Regions from separate parts of the Mus musculus genome. Here region 2 is linked to region 1. The links are chromatin loops, found by intact Hi-C in ENCODE. Cell type or tissue: heart. All regions are shown on one strand. Links, peaks and the distances in the headings refer to the core of each region. The heading gives the core; the rest is flanking DNA.

Evidence for each region. Hi-C counts contacts between places; a loop is a spot of excess contacts. Peaks named below come from ENCODE experiments on the same cell type or tissue, not always from the same donor. Only the 100,000 strongest peaks of a DNase experiment are listed, where the experiment ranks them.
Region 2: a loop joins it to region 1, with 2.2 times the contacts of the local background. A loop is called at or near these places in 4 of 42 quality-filtered maps.

What each region holds. Positions count from the first base shown.
Region 1 is chr3:126,694,345-126,697,266 of GRCm38, reverse strand. All of the region lies in intron 3 of Camk2d (calcium/calmodulin-dependent protein kinase II, delta), which reads right to left. Among named protein-coding and RNA genes, the nearest start is that of Gm15551, 27 kb to the right of the region's middle. In heart, for the core only: no CTCF peak of the experiment used is centred there; a DNase peak (open chromatin) is centred at 1,596; H3K4me3 peaks cover 471 bases; H3K27ac peaks cover 838 bases.
Region 2 is chr3:126,608,673-126,611,594 of GRCm38, reverse strand. The region is part of intron 2 of Camk2d (calcium/calmodulin-dependent protein kinase II, delta); the gene reads right to left. Among named protein-coding and RNA genes, the nearest start is that of Camk2d, 13 kb to the right of the region's middle. In heart, for the core only: no CTCF peak of the experiment used is centred there; a DNase peak (open chromatin) is centred at 1,524; H3K27ac peaks cover 1,837 bases.

The DNA.
Region 1 (2,922 bases), core at 122-2,621:
GGTGCAAGCTTGAAAACCCAAGTATTGTACAAAAGCCCCAAGAGGTAACTCACTTTTCAAGTCTAGAGGGACTGAGGAAGACTAGAACCAAGAAGGCCCCAGTGGACTTGGTACTACCCAGGAGGGGATGGAGTCACTCAGAGTACTTTCACTCAACAACAATGGGGGCCTGAGCTGAAGACAGACATTCGAGACAGGAAAGGCCTTGATACCCTATGGAATCAGAGAGTCCTGTCCAACACTCAGCTAGCAGTCTGTCTACTGTAGCCATGATCATCACCTGGTAGCAGCTACCGACATAGTTTTGACTTAGGGGCGATACTGTTGCTTCTTCTGGTCCTTGGAGATAGTCAAGACTCTAGAAAATATTTCACAGCTGACGCACATACCTAGTGCGGGCACTTCTTTTACAGGTTCCTGTGAACAGTCCAAGCTTCCCTCACAGGGCTGATGCTCCTGACACAGCTGGCACCCAACTTCAGTATTTTATGCAAATGAAAAGTAATGCTGTTACACAGAGCCCTGGGGGCCTTGTGCAGATGAGGAAGTCAGATCAAAATGTGAACTTCGGAGTCAAACAAACGTATTTGAATCTTGGTTCCACCCTCTGTAAACTAAGCAAGCTCAACCAAATTTAATTAACATCTCTGAGACTCACAGAGTCCCGATTTATATAGGCACAGGATCAGTTACTGACAGTGAACTGAGTTTTAAAAAATGGAGATTTGGTTTCCTGAGACATAGAGTAGTCTGGAAAGTAATAAGATAATTATATGAAATATAAGATAATTATATGAAATGTTCAGAATCAATACGTTTCAGGTTATTACTATCTAAAAAAAATCTACCTATTTTTCTTAAAGCTTTCTTCTTCCAAACAGAATAAAGAACTGGAAGTTTGGTACTCTGTGTAATTATGAAACAGATATTTATAAAAATAAAATACTATCAAAATATCTAATAATTAGAATACTGCTATAAAATAAATACAATAAAGTTATTGCCACTTATTAAAATTATTACACCATCTGCCCTGTGATAAACCATGAGGCTTTCACAGTGATTGTTAAATTTTTTGGTTTGCAAAATAAATACTAGACTTGGGCTACAATATACCCATGAAATAAAAGTGATATGCTACACTTTAAAATTAAGGACAAGGAAATGAAAACACCTCAACAAAACTATAAATTACTTTAGACAGGTTTCTCATGAAGAAATGGAGGGGGGGGTCTCTCTATGCTGCACAACTCAAGGATGAGGAGTGAAGCAATCAAAGAACTATGAACATCCAGAAAAAGAGAAAACATTACAGAAAGATCAGTTATACCGTGGTTCCTCAGTTTATAATCGTCCCAATTAGTAGTAAAATATGTGACATTTCAACAGGAAGGGATTCCTGTGTCCTGGAGCATACGCGGCAAACAAGGCATTAAAGTCCAATAAGGGCAGAGGACAAAAGAACAGGGTCAGAGGAGCTGTCACGGATCCAGGTCATCCACAGAGCTGTTTGTGAAGCCATGCGTGGATGCCCAGGAGTCCAGCCTGCCAGCGTACAGAATGAATTGCCCAGAGCCTCAGCAGTCCATTTCCAGCCTGAGCTGAGACAGCAGTATCAATCACTAGCAGTAGGAAAGGGACTGGAGCGGTGACAGGCTCTTAGGCCAGGGAACTCTGCAGCACAAAGCAAGAACTGTTCCTTTTCTGGCAGCTCACTGTTGCGATCGATGCCTAAGCCAGCGAATGCGTGTGAGTCAGAGACTCTCATGCTCTGCAGTGACCCCAGCAGCCTCTCTTCCACTGACCATCATCTGGTTCTGGGCCTTGATGTGATTGGCTTATTTCTTTTATTAGGGTAATCTTTATGCCTGGTAAGAGTGGACATATTCAGAGCTGTCTGCCTCTCTGTCTCTCTGTCTCTCTCTCTGTGTCTCTCTCCCTGTCTCTCTCTCTCCTTCTCTATCTCTTTATTCTCACTCCCTCTCTCTGCAACTATACTGAACATCCTGGTAAACTGCAATGAGTTTTTAAACTGATTAAAGTCAGCTTCATAATTTAAAAAAAAAAAAGGTTCAAAGGATAATAGGAATTGCCTTATAAGAAATTTGCAGATGAAGATGGATATATTTTCTTCTCTACTCTACAAGCAAAAGCTTTTATTATGCCAGGGTATTTCACTCTGGCTCATGTCCACTGCTGTCATAATGGGTTTCTGTTATATAAAGAGGCAATCACTCAATGAGGGCTATTCTAAATCAGTTCCATTAGAGGGACAACTGGGGAACTCCAGGGATTTGGGGAAAGGTGGGAAAGGAGAGAGCCAAAAAGAAAACAAGACATCAACAACACAATCAAAAGAAACAGGAAGATACATAAATAAGTAAATGCGTCTTCTTGGTTTCTAGGCCGAGATGGAAGTGAGTCTTTCAAAGGATGACGAAGTTGGCCTTAGTGATGCACAGGCCAGAAACTTAAAATATGAGAAAAAGGTAGAGTCAAAATTATTTTAGTGATATTGTATATATATATAAATTCCACAATCCTCTGAAACAAATAGCCAACTTATACAAAAAAAGAATTATGCTGGGCATGGTGGCATAAACATTTAATCCCCACACATGGAGACGTAACCGATCCCTTTAAGTTCCAAATCAGCCTGAACCACAGAGCGAGTTTCAGGCCAGTTAGGGCCACAGAGTGAGAAGTGAGACCCTGTCTTACAAACTACAACGAAAACAAGAATAGAGGAAAGCCTGGAGTGGTTTAGCTAAGGTTACACACAAAATTCCAAAGCCACAGGTGACCAGGAGGTGGTAACTGAGACATAAAGAGACTGGAAACAGACATCTACGGTAAACCTGGGACAGAAAATCTAGTGCCCGGGCAACTGGGAGCACAGCTGAGAGCAAAGCCACTAGAAGA
Region 2 (2,922 bases), core at 126-2,625, 86 kb after region 1:
CCAGTGCTAATTCAGTTTCCTCTGGGTCCGTTCACCTTGAGAGGAAAGACTTTGCCTCTCCCTCTTTAGTTATCTGTCAGAGGGAGGGGGCTTGGCAAGGACAGTTTTTCTTTTTTCATTAAGATGAAATTGAAAGTTAGAATGTAGTTCTTCAAAATTCAATTTAGGTATCATACTGTAATTAAATGTCCTCAGTGGAAATGGACAAAGCCTCCAGGAAGCAACGTGACAAAGAATTCTGAAAACACTTAACTCTGTGTCTCAGGACTTCTCCTCCTAGGTGAATCCTACCTAAGACCCAGAAGTCTGAAACACTTTACAAAGGTGTGCTTTCAGTTCTATCTATTATCTTCCGCAGTAAAGGGCACAAGTTAACAGAAAGATGCATGCAACCCTATAAAATAACCAGCTGGTGTTCACTTCCTCGGCGAAGCAGGGTGCAGTTCTTCAGAGTTCAAAGGAATTTCCACAACACAGGGATGTGTTGTAATTTTAAGTAAAACTGGAGACCAAAATGTCCAGTTTGAAAGAGAGAAAGAGGGAGTGGGCAGCCAAGGAAGTAGGTAGGTTAGGGGGAAAGGCAGGGGCCAGCTGGGAGGGCTCAGCAGATTAGGGAACTTTCACACAAGCCTGACAACCTGACCTTTATCCAGAATTGCTGCCAGCTGTCCTCTAACCTCCATATACAGGCAAAGTCATTTGCCCACACGTAACACAAAATAAATAAATGAAAATAAAATTTTATAATAAAAAATTACGAACTTTGAAAAGAAATAAAGAAATGAAAAAAAAAGGTTATCAGTGCTTGCTTGGAAAGACATAAATATGTCCCTTTTTAGTTTTTCTGTACTTTTCTAAAGTCTAGATTAGTATAAGTATTGTATGCTATAATTCATTTTACATGCATCTATAAAAATTAAAAATCTCTCCCTGAAGTACTGTCAAAGTTTATAATTACATTTCATAATTTGTAGTTTATAAATTGAAAGTGTATAAATACATTTTAAAGTGAGCATGATGATGATGATGTGAGTTTGGCAGTATTGAACCGGGGCTAAGAGGCACGAAAGTGCTACCACACCCCATTAACAACCGTTGTGTAACAGAACAAGGGGAGACTACCAATGAGAAATTTCAACAAGTTTGCTCAGAAAAAGGACAGGATTAGATAAAACTCCATCCAACAAGGCCGGATGTGTACCGAGAGAACTGAGGAAATAATTCGGGAATCAGCAGTTAACTTGCGACGTGACTGGGTGCAGTCTGACATAAAGCCCCACCAGCCCCACTGTCACTCGCCCCCGCCTCTCTAAGACACAGCCTGTCATAGGTTCGTTTCCCCACTCATTCAACAGTGACAAGAGCTTGTGATGCTATAATCACCGCAGCCGGCAGATTTTAAGATAAATTAAGGATCTCCACAGGGAACCTCAAAACTGCCACATATATAATTGTAGTAGAAAGGGAAATGGAAAATGTGCAGCAAGCCATTCAAATGACAAAAGACTGAAGGAGGGGGGAGGCCCTTCTGGGTAGAGAGAGGTGACATCATAGGAGAGGTACCACCTGAGCTGGGTCTTAAAGGAGGAAGAGTTCGTTCTACACTATTTGGAATGCTCAGACTTCCCATTCCATCCTTGGGTGGTACCGGACTTCGCCCTTTCTCTCAGCACAGTAGCCCTGATGCCAGTACAGCTATCTCTTCCTGATCTTAAAGCACTTCCTCAAAGGCCTTATCTCTTAACAGCCCTCTCACAATTCTGTATTCTCTAGGTCGGCTTCCACCCCAGTAGAGCTGGAAATACTAGATCAGAGTTTGTCAACCTCTGGGTCCTGTCCCTTTTCACAGGGTCACGCAAAACCATCGGAAAATATAAATATTAACATTATGATTAGCAATTAGTAGCAAAATGTCAATTAAGAAGTAGCAATAAAAATAATTTTATGGTTAGGGGGGTGGGGGCGGGGGGGGGTCACCACCACATGAGGAATTGGGTTAGAGGGTCTTAGCCTTAGGGAGGCCGCTGTACTGGAGGATAGAAACTGTCTACTGCGAGGGCAGGAAGTAGTCAAGTTACTCAGAACAAGTCACTGCCATAGGGTCTCAGGAGTGATTGAATAGAGTGTGTGTTTATGTGTTAACAATGTAACAACTGTCAGCCAGCAAGTCTGCTGGGGAAGCTATTGAAAAGGGCTGTAGAGCAAGATGGAAACTGGACTCCTATTGGAATGAATCGTTACAAACACCAAAGTGACAGAGACTACGTGGACCTGAGGTAAGAAAAGGACAAGCACAAGTGCTTGGAATGTTCCAGAGATGCGGACACCACCTGGGGAAGAGAGCAGTAGTGGGTGACATACTTCCTAGGCACAGCCCTCCAAATACCAGAAACTGTCTATTTCCTCCATTAAAGCTTCAACCTTCAACTTTACAAAAATAGCATAACAGGTCATAACTCAGCCATGCACAGAATGACATGTTTGATCAACTTTCTCTTGCTATATTAATTCTTAAAAAAAAATTGAAGTTTAACTTCTGTGTGTGTGTGGTGTGTGTGTGTGTGTGTGTGTGTGTGTGTGTGTGTTGTGTGTATGCGTGTGCATGCAGGTGCCATGAATGTAGAACAGACTCTCAAATCCCCTGAAACAGGCAGGGGAGCCACCCAGTGTGAGCACTGAGCCCCGAATTCCAGTCCTCTGCAAGAGCACCAAGTGCTCTTACCTGTTGACACATCCTTCCAGCCCTAGTTTTTAAAAAGCCCCCTTTATCTAAATTATTCTTAACTTTTCAGGGTGTGTACATCATATTAATAAAATGTCTTGAAAACTATAGGGGAAAAACACTTTACTATTAAAAATTCCAAATACTTATTATCTTCTGAAGGCCTTTATGGAAAAGGTAAAATGGTATTTCTGTTGCCA